2 separate regions of the Homo sapiens genome follow, and region 2 is linked to region 1. Evidence: read pairs that join two places in POLR2A ChIA-PET (ENCODE). Cell type or tissue: B cell. All regions are shown on one strand.

Region 1 (5,000 bases):
GGGTGTCTGATATTTTAAATCTTGTAAACAAATTTTTGTGGCCTAAATTTATATATTTGCCAAAGTATGGATGGCTGTGTATAGTTAGAAAAGGTGGACTTAGTAACTGTGGCTAATGGAAAGGGCCTATCATTTAAAAAACAGGAAAAGAAAATATAACAAATGTCTGCAGTTTTGTTTTCTGAATCATCTGGGATGAAATTATGCATGGCTTAAAATCGTTTTCATTGGGAGTCCTGATTTTTGTGGTACATACTTTTGACAATATTTTGGTAGTTTTTTTTTTTTAGTGGTAGCCACTCTTTAAGACAGCTATCACTTAGGTTTATGTTTATATTAATACTACATCAGTAAGTATATGCTAGGGACTAGCACATCCTTACCTTGAATCTATAATGAGGAACCTTAACCCCTCTTTGCTTTGGCTCTGCTTGTCTATATTTAGTCATGAATTTTTGGCAAGGCTTTTTATACTTGTTCCATTTTTCTCAATGTCATAGTGTATCAGAAGTGTGTTATGGATGTGGAAATAATGCAGATCACACTTGGACACTTTTACTAATATACTTAACCTCTGAATGTCATTTTCCTTTACTGAAATTGAAGAAAATAACGTCTTTATTCTGATATTTAAAAAAAAAAAACATTAATTCTGATTTGAGAACTGATTTTAAAAATGTAAGACAATGTAGAGGAAGACTTAATATAAGCTCATTTGATCGTTTTATTAGACACAGATACCTTTTAAAGAGAATAGGTGTAATAGAATGCGGTTGAGTTTTCAGTTCTATTTTTTATTAATAGACTTTATTTCTTTATGATTCTGGGCAGGGTGTATCTATCTAAAAAGATGACTTCTGATGTAATAGGAACACTTGCTTTCCTAGGATAAATTCCAATATCACAGGCAAACCGAAAAGATGATCATTTCATTTATTTAACCCTACCCTTTCCTAGGAGATGAGTGATTTGATGAACATTTGTTAGGGTTCCATGAAATTTTCTACTCCGTTTGGAGACTCACTGGGGATGTAAATTTTGGATGTGCTGGCCTAGGACTCTGTATTCGCTTTTTTGCCGGTGTCCTCAATCTGGAGGCTTTTCTTGCAGCTCTACACTGGACTGACACTGCTCAGCTCATGGGGTTGTGTGCTTTGATCCATGTGGGTGGAAAAGGGACTGATATTTCACTCGTGTCACTTTTGTTTTGGAGTGTATGTGTAGATTTGTAAATTTGAGATTGATATTTATGTTTGATAGAAGTGTGGTGTGTTGCATAAAATGACAGATTTATGGAGGCTGAAAATATTAATAAAACTTAATTCCATTTTTTTTTTGCAATATTTAGGTTTTCCAGTTGGATGTTATAAAATTTTTATGACATTTTACACTGCTGTTATTACTCAAGGGGCCGTATCCACCTCTTAGGCCTTTTTGGGATTGGGTGGTTTTGGTTGCATGCCTTTTCGGAGGTGCCCTTTCCTGAATGGGAGGGAGGTTTTTGCAGGTTCTCTGTGGATATGTAAAGTAGTGCCGCACGCTTGCTGTGTGTGCTTGCTTGAGGCTGAGGAATCCCAAACCCTGTTCCCTGTCGTGTCCGGGAGAGGCACCAGGCAAAACTGTTCCTCTACCAAGAATATATTTCTGTATCATAGATGTAGAACTATTATAAATATCTTTTCTCTAGCTTGGAGGCTATTTGAATGAGACTCAATGGCCCTTTTGGTTTAATTGGGTAATTGAGTGAATTAATTCTGATCTAAAAACTTGGTGTACTTTAGCAACTTTTTCTTCAGGAAATTTGGTAAAGATAAAATGACTTAGGTATCAGTCATTACCTGAGTGTCCTAAGTATTCATTTGTTTTTCCTTATACTGACATCTGAATGAATGGAATGATAGACATATACTATATAGTTTTAATTAGCAATTCACTTTGAGTGAGTGAATTTTTTCAGAGTAGAATATGTGTTTCCACTGTAAGTTTTCACTAAATATGTTCTATTTTCAAAATCTTTGACTTGGAGTAATTCTAAGAAAATTCTTTCCTTACATTTAGTTATTTGTTTTTCTTTTTGAGACAGGGTCTCACTTTGCCACCCAGGTTGGAGTGCAGTGGCGCGATCTTGGCTCACTGTGGCCTTGACCTCCCAGATTCAAGTGATTCTCCTGCCTCAGCCCCGCAAGCAGCTGGGACTACAGGTGCACGCCATCACACCTGGCTAATTTTTGTATTTTTCGTAGAGATGGGGTTTCGCCATGTTGCCCAGGCTGGTCTCGAACTCCTGACCTCAAGTGATCCACCCTCCTCGGCCTCCCAAAGTGCTGGGATTACAGATGTGAACCATCCTGCCAGGCAAGATTTACTTACTTAAATAGGATCCAGTAGGCAGTTTTCAAACCCACATCTGTATGGATCAATGCCAAGAATATTAGAAGGCTACTGAGTTTGACAGATGAACTAATGATGAAATTAACTTGTTTCTTGGATGAGATTTATTACCAGGCACCAGACTAAAGCCCTAAAATCTTAAGCCTATCTGGTTTATGAATAGCTACTCTTATTTCCATTATTAAAATCAGGTAGATGGCAGCAGAATCTGGAGGAGATTCACCCTCTGTTGACCATCTTCTGTAAGGTGCACTTCTCAGTGTCTTCCTGGGCCTTGATGAATGATGAGCTGGAGAACTAGACCAGAAGCCATTCCTTATCAGGTGACTCTGGAAGGGAAGCCATATTTGATGAAATCCAGAAGAAATCCTGGACCATAATGCTACATTTTTTCTTTTTTTGTAATGGGATGCTAAAAAATTAAATATATGGTTTTTTTTTTAAATAGAGGTAAGCTATACGTACATAACATACAACTTACCATTTGAACCATTTTTAGGCATACATTCCAGTGGCATTAAGTACATTGTCATTGTTGTGTGGCTGTCACCATCATCATCTATCCCCAGAACTTTTCCTTCTCAAACTGAAATAAAAATATTTTTCTCTTTCTTTTAAAATTGTTAGCTGCTAATGTGTATTGTAAGTAAAATAATCTTGTTTTTGTAACCATTAATCTTATCACTTCATAGTTTGTGAGTAAATTCTTCCGCAGACATTCCATCAGGATGCTAATGGTTTTTTTGTTTGTTTGTTTTTGTTTTTTATTAGTACATTACTTCCTCTCAATTCTAACTTTGGGGTAATCCTCATAGAGTTTGAGGATCTCTTTGGAGATGTGTATTACAAAGGTTAGTAGTTTCACTGCCAGTTATGTTATTAAAATTTTGAAAAGCAGCTTTTTGGAACCTTTCTAAAGTTTAAAGGTTGAGGGTATTTGTTGAGAGAAACCTGGGACTTGGTTAGATAATAGGGTGTGGAAATGAACTGTTACCATTCTCACTTTTCCCTTGCTTTTCTTCCCTCACCTTTTGCATTTGTAGTCTCTTAAAAATTATTAATTTTATTTTCCCACTATTAGTGAAAATCATTTATAGTGATATTTTTTTCTATTCTTTCTGTGTTTGAAGTTTCTGGGCATCTCACCCCTACCAACCCAGAGCAAACCCAGAGTCTAGGTGGTGCCATGTCCTTTTCCATAGTGTTCTCTGCCACCAAATTTGTGCCTCCCCCTCATGTTTTTACTTTTTAGTCCTCTGCAAAACTTCAGAAATTCTTTGTATGTGGAAAAATTACTAAATTAAGATGATTGACCTTTTAGAATTACATTTTAAAGGCAGCTGTGAAGGGAGACTTCTAGATCCTGCCTAGTCTCATGAACAGGCGTCTTTGGTTTGTGTAAGGTATTGGAATTGTACTGGAATTGCTGCTGATGCTGATAGGTAGTCACATCTTTGTAAGATCAGTTATGTACTTTAACACCAGCTTCCACAGAGAGGAAATGAACTGTTACTTAAGAGCTTGTACTGGGAAGCAATAGTTATTTCTTTAAGGTGTAAACATTTAGCATTTGTGTATGCAGTGAGGTATATGTTAGATAAATATCTACTCCAGACAGTCAATTGGCAAATATTTATTGAGCTCCCACTTTCTTAATCAGCCCTGTGCCAGAGACAGACAATAGCTGGGGTCTGGGGATTGCTGCTGTTGGTGTGCGGATCATGCAGAGATACTGCTAACGCTTGCTCCCTCCATACCTGGATCGTGGTATTGCTGACATCATTGACTTAGAACTGGCTCATTTAAACAAATTGCAGATAGCAACCATGTGGGTCAGCAGTCTATTTGGCCTGCTTTTTTTTTTTTTTTTTCCGGTGGGGCAGTATATTTTGGCAAAACAAAATCTGGTCAACAACAATTGTAGGTTGTTGTGATATAGTTGATGTGATCTAGTGACTCTTTTCCATTTCTACCAATCAGTTACTGGCTTTGTGCCAGAGCGAAATATAGATTCACTACCGAGAATAATAACTAAAAGAAGGAAAATATAATCACTTTCAAATTTATATAGAATGGTCCTTTTTCTTTTTCTCAGTTTTCTACATTACATAGATTCTTGGAAAAAAAGTTAAAACAGTCTGTTCAGATTTAGGAAGATACTTGGATTGCTGGGGTATTTTTGGTAACTGTTTAGATAATGTATGCTGGCTGAGGAGTAAATTCAGCTACTGCTTCTGGGTCCTGAAATAAACCTTTCAGAAAGCGAGGCATTGATGATTAGTGGAGGCAGTTCCAGAATTCTTAGTATCTACTGTTTCTTTTTGTGATGAGCATCTTAGAAGTTAAACCACTCACCATATTTCATAGCCTTATATTGAAATGATTGTTAATTCTAAAATTCATTTAGAAGCTGGCGTCTAATTTGTGAAATCTTGAGAACCACCTTTTAAGATTCAGTGACCATATATCAAGCTACACACCCATTTTAATGCCCTTTAAATTTTCTGTTACCACTGGTATATTTTATAATAAATTCACTCTAACTAATGAATTATAAATGACCTTGGAAATAGGAATGTGGAACATTGCTACTGCTGAGCAAGTATCTT
Region 2 (5,000 bases), 1.4 Mb after region 1:
CCAGCCTGGCCAACATGGTGAAACCCTGTCTCTACTAAAAATACAAAAATTAGCCAGGCGTGGTGGCAGGCACCTGTAACCCCAGCTATTCGGGAGGCTGAGGCAGGAAAATAGCTTGAACCCAGGAGACGGAGGTTGTAGTGAGCCAAGGTCACACCACTATACTTCAGCCTGGGTGACAGAACAAGACTGTCTCAAAAAACAATAATAATAATAACCTGGGTGAGTACTTCTGGATCAAGTGGGGAACTTTTCCAAAATCTGTGGGCCAGGGCACTTCCTCTGATTTCTCTGATACAATAAGTCTGGAATGGAGCCCTGGAAGGCAAATTTTGAAAAATATTTCTATTCTAAATCTCCACCAACATTAAGTAAGCTTATACTTACATTATAAATTATAATTATAGCCACCAACCAATTAACAAATTAATTTGCAGAGATCTCATTCTGAGCTTAACTTTTCTTTGAGAATTTTTCTTTTTTTTTTTTTTTTTTGAGACAGTTTTGCTCTGTTGTCCAGGCTGGAGTGGAGTGGTACAATCTTGGCTCACTAACAACTCCACCTCGTGGGTTCGCAATTCTTGTGCCTCAGCCTCCCAAGTAGCTGAGATTACAAGCACACGTCACCATGCCCAGCTAAATTTTTTCTATTTTTTTAGTAGAGACAGGGTTTTGCCATGTTAGCCAGGCTGGTCTTGAACTCCTGGCCTCAAGTGACCCGCCTTCCTCAGCCTCCCAAAGTGCTGGGATTACAGGTGTGAGCCACCATGCCTGGCTGAGAAAATTATTTTTTTCTACTTTTCCCATTTTTACAAGACAGCTCTACTAACAAATTATAGTTTTATCCATGTACTATAACCAGAGAAGATATGAGTTCTTTTAAAAATATTTTTATTGTAAAATTTGTGATTTTTAAACACAATTACATATTTCAAATAGTCCATTAAAAATGATATACACAAATACAAATTGGGTACATTCGACTATTAGTATTAGAGCCAAGTAGATTGTAAAAGTAAAAGCAAACATAATTGTATGGTGTAGCAAGCAATTAAATGTACTTCATTAAATAGAAACCAAAAGAAAACTCAAGTACATTAGGTAACTATCAGAATCAAGAGTTGCTCTCAAAGAAGTATGTAACCAAATAAAACTTTGTTCTGGTAGAAAGTTACACAAATATATATACCTCATTTTTGAGCTTATTCTTACCAAACACATTTGACTACCAGTTCAGCAGGCTTTCTACTTTCCGTATCACTGAAGCTTCTTAAAATTTTTCAAATACTTTCTATATATACTAACACTGCCTGAATTATTTTCCTTCCTGAATCTCACTCCCACTCCCTTGTCTTTTTTTTTTTTTTTTTTTTTTTTTTTTGAGATGGAGTCTCGCTCTGTTGCCCAGGCTGGAGTGCAGTGGCGCAATCTCGGCTCACTGCAAGCTCTGCCTCCTGGGTTCACGCCATTCTCCTGCTTCAGCCTCTCGAGTAGCTGGGACTACAGACGCCCGCCACCATGCCTGGCTAATTTTTTTGTATTTTTAGTAGAGACGGGGTTTCACCATGTTAGCCAGGGTGGGTCTTGAACTCCTGACCTTGTGATCCAACCAGCGTGGCCTCCCAAAGTGCTGGGATTACAGGCGTGAGCCACCGCACCTGGCCACTCCCTTGTCTTTTATGTCAGCAATCAAGAGCCAGCTGAAGGCATGCCACCTGTTCAGGTAGTCTCATTACCATGCCAGTGATGGGTCTCCGACATTTCCCGCACAGCCTCGAGTCGCGTGGTTTTGTCATCTGACTTGCTCTTCCGTAGGAGCAGCCACACAGCACACTCATGATCTTCTATATCAACTGTACTAAAAGGATCTTTGCAAAAAGAAAAAGCCAAGACAATGTGAAAAGTTAAGATAATACTTTTATCTTCACTTTAAGATGGTAATTTATAAACACTGAAATCTACAATTGGAGAGTTAAATCCATATATATAGGTATTGATAAAAACTAATATTATTTGTTCTCAATTCTGTCATATTATCTTTTACAGTTATTATGAATACTGTGTGTGCTTTTTTTTGGATGGGGGGGCAGGGGTCAGTTTTGTTTTGTTTTTTGAGACAGTCTCGCTCTGTTACCCAGGCTGGAGTGCAGTGACACAATCGTGGCTCACTGCAGCTTCGACCTCTTGGGCTCAAACAATCCTCCCACCTCAGCCTCCTGAGTAGCTGAGATCACAGGGGTATACCATCAGGCCCAGCTAATCTTTTTTTTTTTTTCTAGAGACAGGGACTCAAGAAATTGCCCAGGCTCAATGTGTGTGCTTTTGTTTTGTATATTCTGGTGTCTTTCATATGTGGTCATTTTTAAAATCTTTTTCTCCCCAAAACTTTTTCAAAAAGATCAAATATATGAAAGAAATTAATAAGTTAACATAGGCTGGGCGAGGTGGCTCACACCTGTAATCCCAGCACTTTGGGAGGCCGAGGCAGGCGGATCACGAGGTCAGGAGATCCAGACCATCCTGGCTAACACGGTGAAACCCTGTCTCTACTAAAAATACAAAAAAAAAAAAAAAATTAGCTGGGTGTGGTGGCGGGCGCCTGCAGTCCCAGCTACTCGGGAGGCTGAGGCAGGAGAATGGCGTGAACCCGGGAGGCAGAGCTTGCAGTGAGCAGAGATCGCGCCACTGCACTCCAGCCTGGGTGACAGAGAAGGCTCTGTCTCAAAAAAAAAAAAAAAAAAAAAAAAAAAAAAAAGAATAACATCCATACATCACATCTAGATTCAATAACTGTTATTATTTTACCGTATTTTCTTCATCTATATTCACATGTAATTTTTCCCAAACTATTTGAAAGGATGATGTAGACAAAATGACATTTCAGCCTTTCACAGTTCAACCTGCATCTCCTAAGAACAATCCTGCATTCTCTTAAATAACCACAATGCTATTATCACACCCAAAAACACTAACAAAAATCTTCCCAAATCATCTAAAATTCAGTCTAATTCCATATTCAAGCTTCCCCAATTTTTCAAAAAAATATATTTAAAGCTGTTTTTTAAAACCAAGATTTAATAGTCTCTTTCAATTATAGAAAGTCTTCCCACCTTTTATTTTCACGATGCCAACTTTTTAAGGAGATCAGATAAGCCCTTTTGTATCTAGCTCCACACTGTAGATTAACCTGATTGTGAAATCTATGATATTGGATATACTATGCTCATTATGAAGGCATGGGAGTGATTTTCTAACAAATTTAAAATTATAAAACACTTATCAAGAGAATAGGGTATATTTTATCTCCATATTTATTCACAATTACCTAAGGAAGGAAGAAAATTGTCAAAAGCATTAAGCCCTTAAAATTAAATACAGTCCAAGAGAATAATGTTAATTACTTTGCTTTTTTTTTGAGACAGAGTCTCACTCTGTCACCCAGGCTGGAGTGCAGTGGCATGATCTTGGCTCATTGCAACCTCTGCCTCCTGAGTTCAAGTCATTCTCCTGCCTCAGCCTTCCGAGTAGCTGGGATTACAGGCACCCACCACCACACCTGGCTAATTTTTGTATTTTTAGTAGAGACAGGGTTTCACCATGTTAGCCAGGCTGGTTTCAAACTCCTGACCTCAGGTGACCCACCCACCTCAGCCTCCCAAAGTGCTTGGATTACAAGCGTGAGCCACCATACCTGGCCTGATTAATTTTCCATAGCTATAAAAAATATTAGTATAAGAAATGAAAAAAAGTATCAGGTTGATCATTCCAATGACTTTCAGATTACTGATAAGGATTCCAAGTCATATAGTGGATATTTACCAGCAAATGGATTCCGCAGTATCTTGGCTGATGTTGCCAATACTTTTCTTACTGCTTTGTGAAGTTCTTTTCTTGCCTGCCAGGCAATACCTAAAATGATTATAAAATTAAGTAAAACCAAGAATGTATTTTTTTTTTCTTTTGAGATGGAATCTTACTCTGTCGCCCAGGTTGGAGTGCAGTGGCACAATCTCGGCTCACTGCAAGCTCTGCCTCCCGGGTTCACCCCATTCTCCTGCTTCACAGCCTCCCGAGTAGCTGGGACTACAGGCCCTCGCCACCACGCCTGGCTAATTTTTTTGTATTTTTAGTAGAGACAGGGTTTCACCTTGTTAGCCAGGATGGTCTTGATCTCCTGACCTCATGATCCGCCCTCCTCGGCCTCCCAAAGTGCTGGGATTACAGGCGTGAGCCATCACACCCGGCCCAAGAATGTATTCTTAACACTATGCTCCAACGTTTCAAAGAGATATGTATAAACTCCATATTTTTTCACAAAGAAAATACAAAATAACACTGTTGTCTTTTTATTGTCACTATCGATGCAACTAAAACCATTATGGAAACACAGAGCTCTCAATTCCAAAATAAGATTGCTCTCCAAGTCAGGGAAAAGTAAAAACAAAAACACTAACTACAAAAATACTAACTAAAGCTAATGAAAATCCTCATATACAACATAGGTTTTGCAATATCCAGGAAAATGTCCCTCATGATGAGCTCGCCTCAAACTGAAGTTTGGAGATACTTTATTAAAGAGATTAAGTCTCAATATACAGGTATATTATAAGCAACAACAATCATCTATGTAACTGAAATTGTAAACATACCATAAAAGCATGTTGAAATACACAAAATGATATAATAACAAATAGCAACAGGGCAGCAAGGTGACAGACACAGGCGAGCAGCAGAGCCTGCCTCACTTGAGGAACATCATGTTAACTGGCACATTCTAGCTAACAGTGTATGAACAGGCAGCTGTGAGTCAAGTATGTGACTCACCATGCTATCCATATGTTGAGGAAAATATACTCCTCTGCTCTAAAAGTTCACGTTCCCATGCAACCATATGATCGCTAATGAGGGCTTCCATGTGTCCTAAATATTGAGAAGTGGAGTGTCCTAACTAGTAAAGACAGGTTTTCTAGCCTTGGTGACAGATAATTATAATAAATGAG

The links. ChIA-PET counts read pairs that join two places held together with the same protein. Peaks named below come from ENCODE experiments on the same cell type or tissue, not always from the same donor. Only the 100,000 strongest peaks of a DNase experiment are listed, where the experiment ranks them.
Region 2: POLR2A ChIA-PET joins it to region 1 with 5 read pairs; 2 of 35 experiments call an interaction of 5 or more read pairs at or near these places.

Annotation. Positions count from the first base shown.
Region 1 is chr6:156,782,702-156,787,701 of GRCh38, forward strand. The region is part of intron 1 of ARID1B (AT-rich interaction domain 1B); the gene reads left to right. Among named protein-coding and RNA genes, the nearest start is that of MIR4466, 5.5 kb to the left of the region's middle. In B cell, no CTCF peak of the experiment used is centred here; no DNase peak of the experiment used is centred here; H3K4me3 peaks cover 1,229 bases; H3K27ac peaks cover 2,311 bases.
Region 2 is chr6:158,145,046-158,150,045 of GRCh38, forward strand. SERAC1 (serine active site containing 1) reads right to left here. Exons shown (of 17, transcript NM_032861.4): 5 at 3,820-3,909; 6 at 1,737-1,868. Among named protein-coding and RNA genes, the nearest start is that of SERAC1, 21 kb to the right of the region's middle. In B cell, no CTCF peak of the experiment used is centred here; no DNase peak of the experiment used is centred here.